Linked DNA regions of Homo sapiens: region 1 is linked to region 2. The links are chromatin contacts, found by Hi-C or POLR2A ChIA-PET in ENCODE. All regions are on one chromosome and are shown on one strand. Each heading gives the region's core, a stretch centred on a gene start or an enhancer-like site at or near the end of the contact. The rest is flanking DNA. Distances are from core to core; before and after follow the strand shown. Region 1 overlaps CBL (Cbl proto-oncogene). Region 2 overlaps HINFP (histone H4 transcription factor).

What was found. A loop is a pair of places that touch in the nucleus more often than their neighbours do. ChIA-PET counts read pairs that join two places held with the same protein, here RNA polymerase II (POLR2A). Pooled maps may share reads with other maps.
Region 1: a map of endothelial cell of hepatic sinusoid shows a loop between it and region 2 (2.2-fold over the local background). The contact joins two enhancer-like sites. A Hi-C loop is called at or near these places in 1 of 168 maps with a recorded cell type or tissue (endothelial cell of hepatic sinusoid) and 1 of 50 pooled maps. POLR2A ChIA-PET finds 5 or more read pairs at or near these places in 8 of 52 experiments (B cell, CD8-positive, alpha-beta T cell, Caco-2 and 5 more).

Annotation. Positions count from the first base shown.
Region 1 is chr11:119,238,349-119,243,953 of GRCh38, forward strand. The region is part of intron 2 of CBL (Cbl proto-oncogene); the gene reads left to right. Among named protein-coding and RNA genes, the nearest start is that of CBL, 35 kb to the left of the region's middle. Within about 2 kb of position 2,928, at least 2 of the 41 ENCODE cell types and tissues checked have a DNase peak (open chromatin) inside an H3K27ac peak, as active enhancers do.
Region 2 is chr11:119,126,974-119,132,316 of GRCh38, forward strand. It overlaps HINFP (histone H4 transcription factor), which reads left to right. Exons shown (of 10, transcript NM_198971.3): 2 at 1-152; 3 at 3,752-3,981; 4 at 4,562-4,673; 5 at 4,857-5,009. Among named protein-coding and RNA genes, the nearest start is that of HINFP, 8.1 kb to the left of the region's middle. Within about 2 kb of position 3,896, at least 2 of the 41 ENCODE cell types and tissues checked have a DNase peak (open chromatin) inside an H3K27ac peak, as active enhancers do.

The DNA of each region.
Region 1 (5,605 bases), core at 1,678-4,177, 110 kb after region 2:
ACAGACATGCACCACAACCCCTGGCTAAGTTTTCTATTTTTAGTAGGGATGGGGCTTTACCATGTTGGCCAGGCTGGTCTCGAACTCCTGGCCTCATGTGACCCGCCCGCCTCGGCCTCCCAAAGTGCCGGGATTGCAGGAGTGAGCCACTGTGCCCGACCCCTAAATACAATGTTTTCTTATCAAAAAGAGCAGCAGGGGCTGGGTGTGGTGGTTCACACCTGTAATGCCAGCACTTTGGGAGGCCAAGGTAGGTGGATCACCTGAGATCAGGAGTTTGAGACCAGCCTGGCCGGTGTGGTGAAATCCCGTCTCTACTAAAAATACAAAAAATTAGCCAGGTGTGCTGGCGAGTACCTCTAATTTCAGCTACTCTGGAGGCTGAGGCAGGAGAATCTCTTGAACCCAGGAGGCGGAGGATGCAGTGAGCCGAGATCAAGCCACTGCACTCCAGGCTGGGCAACGGAGCGAGAGTTCATCTCAAGTAAACAAGAGCAGCAGGAATTTTGGTAGATATTGTATTAGATCTGCCGATCATTTTGGGGATTACTGCCATCTTAACAATACTGTTTTCCGCTACATGAATACTGGATATATTTCCACTTATATTTTTATTCATTTTTGTCTTTGTTGTTTTAGACAGAGTCTCACTCTGTTGTTGCCCAGGCTGGAGTACAGTGACTCAATCTCAGCTCACTGCAACCTTCACCTCCCAAGCTCAGGTGATCCTCCCACCTCAGTCTCCCTAGTAGCTGGGACCACAGGTGCGCACCATCATGCCTGGCTAATTTTTGTATTTTTTTGTAGACACGAGGTTTCGTCGTGTTGCCCATGCCGGTCTCAAACTCCTGGGCTCAAGCAATCTGCCCATCTCCACCTCACAAAGTGCTGGGATTATAGGCATGAGCCACCTTGCCTGGCCTTACTTATATCTTCTTTAATGTATTTCAGTAATGTTTTGTAGTTTTCAGTGTTCAAGTTTTTTGCCTTCTTAGTTAAGTTTATTCCTATTTTGTTCATTTTGATGCTATTGTAAATGGAATTGTTAATTTTAGGTTCATATATAGAAACATAGTTGACTTCTGTATGTTGATCTGGTACTCCACAACTTTGCAGAACTTACTTATTGGCTCTAGTAGCTTTTTAGTAGGTTCCTTAGGCTTTCCTAGATACCAGATCATGTCACATGCAATTAGAGGTAGTTTTACTTCTTCCTTTTCTTTCTGCATGCATTTTATCTCTTTTTCTTGCCTAATTATTCTTGGCTATGTTGAATAGGAATATCAGGAGTGGCCATCTTTGTCTTTTTGGTATTGAGGAGGAAAATGTTCAGCCTTTCACCATTGAGTATATTAGCTGTGAGATTTTTGTAAAGGCTTTTCATCAGGTTAAAGAAGTTTCCTTACATGTCTTGTTTTTCAGTTTTTGGTTGTTGTTTTTTTTTTGCTTTTTTGTTTTATCATAAACAGTTGTTAGAGACCTTTTATGTTTCATTCGTGGTTTTTCTTTTTTTGATAGGTGAGTTGTGGACAGCTGAGTGCTAGTTAAATATAGTACATAGAAAGAATCTTGAAAAGAAAACTAGTTTGAATAAGCCAAAGTAGAAACTTGTTGACTCATAAAATTCTAGAAAAAATGAGTATCTTAAATTGCACTAAAGAGGCTGGGCATGGTGGCTCACGCCTGTAATGCCAGCACTTTGGGAGGCTGAGGTGGGCAGATCACTTGAGGTCAGGAGTTGGAGACCAGCCTGGCCAACATAGTGAAACCCCATATCTACTAAAAAATTCAAAACAATTAGCTGGACATGGTGGCATATACCTGTAATCCCAGCTGCTTGGGAGGCTAAGGCACGAGAATTGCTTGAACTCGGTTGGTGGAGGTTTGCGGTGAGCTGAGATCATGCCCCTGCACTCCAGCCTGGGTGACAGGGTGAGACTGTTACCAATTAAAAAAAAAAAGAAAAAAAAGAAAGAAAAAGAAAAATTGCACTAAAGGCAAGAATGCAGGTAAGCCTCAGGAACAACTGAAACCAGGATTGAAATGTTGCCAGGACTCTGTCTGTTCTCTTTGATTCTTCTGGTATTACTTCCATACTCAGTGCAGATTAATGCGTAAATTGCAGAAAAGTTTGGTCTCTATTACACCCAAGTTTTATATCTTAAGAGTTTCTGCTGTAGCAGAAGATATGACTCTTAGTTCCAGTTTTCACTTTGGCTTGGTATAGAGCATTTGATTGTCCCTGGACCAACCTCTGGAAGGAGAGGTTAAGTACTGGGATTAGTACAGCAGAGGCCAGTTGCAGACCTCTAGACTAATCGACTGTGGCTTGGGAGACATATGTGTTCCTTCATAGCCATGTGCATGGGGGAGTTTGTTCCTAGTTTTTTGGGTGTTGAGGAGCCAGTCTCTTAAATCTTCTCTATAAGAGTGTACATAATTGGCTGGGTGCAGTGGCTCATGCCTGTAATGCCAGCACTTGGGGAGGCTGAGGTGGGTGGATCACCTGAGGTCAGGAGTTCAAGACCAGCCTGGCTAACATCGTGAAACCCCGTCTCTACTAAAAATACAAAAATTAGCCAGGTGTGGTAGCGGGCACCTGTAATCCCAGCTACTCGGGAGGCTGAGGCAGGAGAATCACTTGAACCTGGGAGGTGGAGGTTGCAGAGCCGAGATTGTGCCACTGCACTCTAGCCTGGGCGACAGAGTTAGATTCCATCTCAAAAATAAAAAATAAAAAATAAAAAAGAATGTACATAATTCTATCTATTATTGTATAGTATTGTTGCTTCATGATTTTATTTTAGTTATTATTAGCTGGTTTAAGTTCTCCAAAGATAAATTTGCCCTCATTTTTCTTAGACTTTATAAAAAATGAATTAAGTAAAACCATAAGCCTCTGTTTTGCCTTTGATCTTTCTGGGTTTTGCACCTGTTTTCATTTGTGTACAGGAAGTTACAGTAGAAGCCGAATGGGATTATACAGTGCAGTTAATTTTAAAAACTTGATTGTATTCATTGTGCAAGTAGGATTAAGCTTTTCTAATGTAATTCTGCCTTCTTAGAGGTAGGAAAAGGAAAAAAAATTAGTATTGAGTATTTTGTCTATGGTAGGCACTGCTCCTGAATAGTACATAGTCCCTTCTTTTCATGAAGCTTATAAGCTTATATTATGTCTTTTTCCATTAGTTTCCAAAGCATAACCTCCATATTATCATCCGGTGGAACAGTATTTAACAAGCGAGACAAAAGTGTTTGTGCAGCTATAATCTTTTCCTAGCACCATGAAAATAGGTTTTCAATAAGTGTGCAAAATTCTTCTGGTAGGTAATGGCAGTTTAGATCTTTGTGTTCAGGAATTTGGGCTTGGTGGGAAGAGATTTTCACTTAGGTTAAAAATGTCCTTGCATTTAGGAAAGGGACAGCAACATGGGTCCTGAAAAAGATTTTCAGTCCATGAGAGAGACAATGATGGCTTGGACCAAAGTGATGGGTGTAGAGATGGAAAGAAGTGGGCAGAATTTGATGTATTTTAAAGCTAACATACCAGGACTTGCTAATGAATTGGATAGATTTCTAGTTTGAGCAACTGGATAGATAGTGCAATGGGAAGCCACTGAACTTTTGAACAGGTGAAGGATGTGATCCACTTGTATTTTACAGTGACAGTATTGGCTGCTGTCTGGAAAATAGGTAAGGTCTTGTGGCAATGATGGAAATAGATGGATAGGTTACTAAATTAGTATTCTAGGCCATGTTAGATTGATGAGACTAGGGAGGAGGAATTTAAAATGAAGAGAGGTGGGCAAATAAGAAATAGATTGGGGATAGGTATGGTGTAATTCCTGTAATCCCAGTGATTTGGGAGACTAAGGAGGATCAGTGGAGGCCAAGAGTTTAAGACCAGCCTGAAACTGGGCACAGTGGCTCACGATTGTAATCCCAGCACTTTGGGAGGCCAAGGCGTTGGATCACCTGAGGTCAGGAGTTCGAGACCAGCGTGAACATGGTGAAACCCCCTCCCTTCTAAAAATACAAAATCAGCTGGGCATGGTGGCGGGTACCTGTAATCCAAGCTACTCAGGAGGCTGAGGCAGGAGAATTACTTGAACCCAGGAGGCGGAGGTTGCAGTGAGCCAAGATTGCACCACTGCACTCTAGCCTGAGTGACAGAGTGAGACTCCATCTCAAAAAAAAAAAAAAAAAAAGACCAGCACGGCACCATAGAGAGACCCTGACCCTGTCTCTACAAAAAATTTAAAAAAGAAAAATTGGCTGGGTGTGGTGGCATGCATACCTGAAGTCCCAGCTACTCAGGAGGCAGTTGAGGTGGGGAGGATCACTTGAGCCGCTGCACTATAGCCTTGGTGACTGAATAAGGCCCTGACTCTTTAAAAAAAAAAAAAAAAAAAAGAAACCAGTTTGCTAGGCCTAAAATAATTGTTTCTTTTGGCTTGCAAAAGTGGCAAAAATGGCAAATCTACTTTTTTTTACTTTTTTAAAAAAATTTTTCTCTCAAATCTATTTATGATGAGTATTCCAAAAGAGGGTGCAGGGACATGGGTATTGCCATACCAGGTTGCATTAGGGGTGAAATTAGTTTAACCTTTCTGGGGTGGTGGTTATATCAAAAGATTTAGAATTTTCAGCCAGGGGTGGTGGCTCATTACTGTAATCCCAGCACTTTGGGAGGCTGAGGCAGGCAGATTACCTGAGGTCAGGAGTTTGAGAACAGTCTGGCCAATGTAGTGAAACCTCGTCTCTACTAAAAATACAAAAATTAGCTGTGTGTGGCAGTGCACGCCTGTAATCCCAGCTACTTGGCAAGCTGAGGCAGCAGAATCGCTAGAATCCAGGAGGTGGAAGTTGCAGTGAGCCGAGATCATGCCAGTGCACTCCAGCCTGGACGACAGAGCAAGACTCAATCTCAAAAAGAAGATAAGACTTAGAATTTTGCTTAATAAGTTCACTGGTAGGATATTTATTTATTTATTTATTTTTAAAGAGAGATTGGTCTGTGTTTTCCAGGCTGGTCTCAAGTGATATGCCCGCTTCACCCTCCCAAAGTGCTGGGATTATAGGCATGAACCACTGCGCCCAGCCTACTGTTAGGAATTTATCAAAGAGAATTGATCAAGGATATGAGACCCCGTCTCAAAAAAAAAAATTTTTTTTTTTTTTTTTTGCTGATGAAGAGTAACGATATGACAATATGTTAAATAGGCTATAGAATTGTATGTTTAATAATATTCCATTTTTGTAGAAAGTATTTTAAAATACAAAAACAACACCTAGAAAGAATGATACCAAAATAACAACGGTAAGTATTAGAATTACAGGTGGTTTAAATTTTCTACAATGAATATGCAATTGATCAAAAAACTTTTTTTTTTTCTTTTGGGAGGCAGGGTCTCTTGTCACCCAGGCAGGAATGCAGAGGTGTGATCACAGCTCATTGCAGCCTCAGCCTCCCAGGTTCGAGCAATTCTCTTGCCTTAGCCTCCTGAGTAGCTGTGACTACAGGTGTGTACCACCATGCCTGGCTCGTTTTTAAATTTTTTGTGGACATCGGGTCTCACTGTGTTTCCCAGGCTGGTCTCAAACT
Region 2 (5,343 bases), core at 2,646-5,145:
GGAGAATCTGTGGCTACAGTGTGAGTGGGGGTCCTGCTCCTTTGTGTGCTCAACCATGGAAAAGTTCTTTGAGCATGTCACTCAGCACCTGCAGCAGCACCTGCATGGCTCTGGGGAGGAGGAGGAAGAGGAAGAGGAGGATGACCCACTTGGTAAGAGAGCAGGACACAGGAAGGGGAGGAGCTCAAGGAAAGGTGGAAAATCTGACTTTCTTTTCCTTAGAGGGAGAAGGCGGCCTAAGAGAATGGTGGTTTATTTTCCTAATTGTGTTTTTGTTGTATATAAAAACATTGTAAACTCATTTATAGAAAACTCAGTCAACAAGGATATAAGGAATAAATCTGCCATCCTGCCATCAAGAAGTAATTGCTGACAGTACTTTAGTGAACATTGTTTTTGACATCTCTCTGCCTGTGTTTACATATATTTAAATACAGATGAATGTGCTTTTTTTTAATCATTCTGTACAAGTTGTTGGCAACCTGTGTTTTGTTGTTGTGTTTTTTTTTTTTTTTTTTTTACTCTTCTAGTATTCCCAATTTTTTTTTTCTTTTACTGCAACCAGTCAGAAATACATCTTACTTTTTAGAGACAGGGCTTCATCTTGTCACCCAGGTTGGAGTCCAGTGTCATGATCATAGCTCACTGCAGCCTTCAACACTCAAGGGATCCTCCTGCCTCAACCTCCCGAGTAGTTAGGACTGCAGGCATGTACCACCACCACACGCCAATTTTTAAAAAAATTTTTTTTAGAGACAGGATCTTGCTTATGTTGCCCACTGATCTCAAACTCCTGGCCTCGAGCAATCCTCCTACCTTAGCCTCCTAAGTAGCTGGGACTATTGGCTTGTGCCACCAAGTCCAACCCCACTCCCACCTTCCAATTTTTTTTTTTTTTTTTGAGACGGAGTCTTGCTCTGTTGCCAGGTTGGAGTGCAATGGTTCGATCTCGGCTCACTGCAGCCTTTGCCTCCCAGGTTCAAGCAATTCTCCTGCCTCAGCCTCTTGTAGCTGGGACTACAGGCGCGCGCCACCACGCCCAACTAATTTTTGTACTTTTAGTAGAGATGGGGTTTCACCATGTTGGCCAGGATGGTCTCAATCTCTTGATCTCATGATCCGCCCACCTCGGCCTCCCAAAGTGCTGGGATTACAGGCGTGAGCCACCGCACCTGGCCCCATCTCTCACTTTTTAACCTTTGTCTGACTTATGTTTTAGGTATGCCTTTTATCAATAGCAAATAACTGGGATTTTAATAAAATCCAATCTGAAAACAATAACAATAGTGAACTGTATTCTATAGTACCTACTGTGTGTTAAGTATTGCTGGGTACTTTATTTTTTTTTTGAGATGGAGTCTCATTCTTGTTGCCCAGGCTGTAGTGCAGTGGTGCAATCTCGGCTCACTGCAACCTCTGCCTCCTCGGTTCAAGCGATTCTTCTGCCTCAGCCTCCCGAGTAGCTGGGATTACAGGTGCGTGCCACTACGCCCGTCTAATTTTTTTTTGTATTTTTAGTAGAGACAGGCTTTCACCATGTTAGCCAGGATGCCCCTGTTGGCCAGCCTGGTCTTGAACTCCTGACCTCAGGTGATCCGCCCGCCTCAGCCTCCCAAAGTGCTGGGATTATAGACGTGAGCCACCATGCCCGGCCAGTACTTTTTTAAACCTACATTAAAGCACTATTTCCCAAAGAGCCTATGAGATAGGCACTATTATTATTATTATTTATTATTATTATTTTTAGATGGAGTCTTGCTCTGTCGCCAGGCTGGAGTGTGGTGGTGCGATCTCAGCTCACTGCAACCTCCACCTCCCAGGTTCAAGCAATTCTACTGCCTCAGCCTCCCGAGTAGCTGGGATTACAGGCACATGCCACTATGCCCAGCTAATTTTTTTTTGTATTTTTAGTAGAGACGGGGTTTCACTGTGTTAGCCAGGATGGGATAGGCACTATTATTATACCCATTTTACAAATAAGGAAACGGAGGCACAGAGGAATAAAATAACTTGCCCAAAGTCACGGTACTAATAAGTGTGGCAGGATTTAAAAGAAAAAGGAAAAAAAAAACTTTTTTTCAGAGTAAGATGGAGTCTTACTCTGTTGCTCAGGCTAGAGTGCAATGGCATGATCTCGGCTAATTGCAACCTCCGCCTCCCGGGTTCAAGTGATTCTCCTGCTTCAGCCTCCCAAGTAGCTGAGATTACAGGTGCCCGCCACCACGCCCGGGTAATTTTTGTATTTTTAGTAGAGACAGGATTTCACCATATTGGCCAGGCTGGTCCCAAACTCCTGACCTTGTGATCTGCCTGCCTCGGCCTCCCAAAGTGTTGGGATTACAGGCGTGAGCCACTGCGCCCGACCAAAGCCACTTTTTTTTTAGAGACAGAGTCTTGCTATGTTACCAGGTTGATCTTAAACTCTTGGCCTCAAGTGATCCTCCTGCCTCAGCATGCTGAGCAGCTGGGACTATAAGCATAAGCCACTGCATCTGGCAGGAATACATTTTTCTTTTCTTTTTTTTTTTTTTTGTGGGAGTGCAGTGGCTCGATCTCCGCTCACTGCAAGGTCCGCCTCCCGGGTTCATGCCACTCTCCTGCCTCAGCCTCCCAAATAGCTGGGACTACAGGCGCCCACCACCAAGCCCAGCTAATTTTTTTTTGTATTTTTTAGTAGAGACGGGGTTTGACTGTGTTAGCCAGGATGGTCTCGATCTCCTGACCTCGTGATCTGTCTGCCTCGGCCTCCCAAAGTGCTGGGATTACAGGCGTGAGCCACCGCACCCGGCCCAAAATGTGGTTGATAGTTCACTGAACTGATTTCCTAACCCACTAGTGGGTCACAACACAGTCTGAAAAACTCTATTCTACAGGAAATATGGAGGCAGCTCTCCTTCTCCCACCCCAAATTCTGTTTTAAGTCTGATGACTATGAACCATAATTGATAGTTTCAAAATTCAAGTCATATTTATACAAAGGCAAAATTGGGGAATGATTATATTTTCTAAAGTATCTGTGTTTCAAAACAAGTTAACTTATATAAAGCGCTGAAAATACAGTGCTTAGGGATGCTAGAGAGATAGGAAATGGATTGGAAGAGTTGATGGGGCCTTCTTGGAGAAGGCAGATCTTGAGCAAAACATGAGGGGAAGGAGGAGTGGTGGTTTTACAAGGAGAAGTGGGAGGTGTCAGATCGAGAGGCAGCATCTTCATCAGGAACTGCAGAAACTCAAGTCAGAGGACTTGCGTGCCGGCCATTTCTGCTGTCTGTTTCTGGCATAGGCCTTGCACACACTCTCACCTCTGCCTAGACCACACTTCTTCACCTATTTACAGATACTCATCCATCGTACTTCAGAGTTCAACATGGGGACGTTTCTCAGAACACCATGTCAAATGACCTCTGTTTAATGCTTTTATAGCACCATGTATATCCCCGCTTTGTAACACTCATCACTGGTTGCAGTTTTATATTTATAGATCTGATTATTTGATGAATATGCTTTCTCCCTGACTGAAAGCTATGTGAGGGCAAGGAGTGGGACACTTTTTACTTGTTATAGTCCCTCTAACTGGCACACAATTTATGGTCATTAAATACTGGTATTTGCTAAATGAACCCTGGTAATTTGGTTAGAGTCCAGCCTCCTCACGAGTCCAGCCTCCTCACTCTCTGTTTAGTGCTGCAGGTGGAAGGTGACCTGAGCCTTGGAAAGTGTCAGACTCTTCCTTTTAAACCCCTTTCTACAGAGGAAGAATTCTCCTGCTTGTGGCAGGAATGTGGCTTTTGTTCTCTGGACAGTTCTGCTGACCTCATCCGCCATGTCTACTTCCACTGCTACCACACCAAGCTGAAACAGTGGGGGCTGCAGGCCTTGCAAAGCCAGGCTGACCTTGGCCCCTGCATCCTGGACTTCCAGAGCCGGAACGTCATCCCTGATATCCCTGACCACTTCCTGTGTCTGTGGGAGCACTGTGAGGTCAGCAGGCAGTGCCAGTAATTGGGGTGGAAGGAAGCTGGGGGTCTTAACTCTGATGCCTTGTCCCTTTCAGGGATGCCTTATATTTCCAAGATTCCTGCTAGTATCTCTCTTCCATTTCTTTTGCTCTTTTAAAATTTGTTTATTTTTTACACACAGGCTCTTGATCTGAAGCCCAGGCTAGAGTGCAGTGGTACAATCATAGCTCACTGTAACCTTGAACTCCTGGGCTCAAGCAATCCTCCCACCTCAGCCTCCCAAGTAGCTAGGACTACAGGCATGTACCACCATGCCCTGCTAACTTCTAAATTTTTTGTAGAGACAAGGTCTGGGTGTGTTGCCCAGGCCGGTCTCGAACTCTTGGCCTCAAGTGATTCTCCTGCCTCAGCCTCTCAAAGTGCTGGGATTACAGGGTTTAGCAACCGCACCCGGCCACTCCTCCATTTCTGTGCAGTGCCTTTCCTCAAAATTTCCCATCCCCATCAAGTTAATTTGGGAGAGAGCCAAGAATTCTTCGGGCACATAGGGGTGAGTCCCTCTACCCACCCTCAGTCCTCACCCCAAGTTGCCCCTGGCACAGAATTCCTTCGACAATCCTGAGTGGTTTTATCGGCATGTGGAAGCACACAGTCTGTGCTGTGAATACGAAGCAGTCGGCAAGGACAACCCGGTGGTGCTGTGTGGCTGGAAAGGTAGGGCTGCTTCTTAACTTGTGGCTTCTGGAGGAAACGCTGGGGTTCCTGAAGAGCTGGGACAGAAAGGGATAGGGGTCCTACAGGGGCAAGGTTGACTGCCGGCTGGAGAGACTCAGGGGTACCAGATCCTAGGCAAAACTGGGGTTTTGTGGCAGGAGACTGATAGGGCTTCCTTCCCAGGCTGTACCTGCACCTTCAAGGACCGCAGTAAACTTCGAGAGCACCTCCGCAGCCATACCCAGGAGAAAGTGGTAGCCTGCCCCACCTGTGGGGGCATGTTTGCCAACAATACCAAGTTCTTAGATCACATCCGTCGCCAGACCTCATTGGATCGTAAGTAGTCAGAGGAAGTGGGGTGGATGCAGGCTGTCCTGCTTGGAATGGGTTAGGGGCATGTTTCTAGTGGGGGTGGCCACTGAAGAGACCTGCCTTTTGGCTGCCTCTTCTTTTTGGGCTCAGGCACCTCCCATAGTCTCTTTGCTGATTCAGATTCGTAGGCATTGTTATTCAGTACTTACTGTACCTCGTATCAGTTACTTAGGGAATCCTCACAACAGCCCCATGAGGTAGGCTTCTTATCCCCCTTTTTGCAGATGAGGAAACTGAGGCTCAGAGAGGTTAAATCACTTACCTGAGATCACACAGCTAGTAAGTGGTGAAGCTGGAA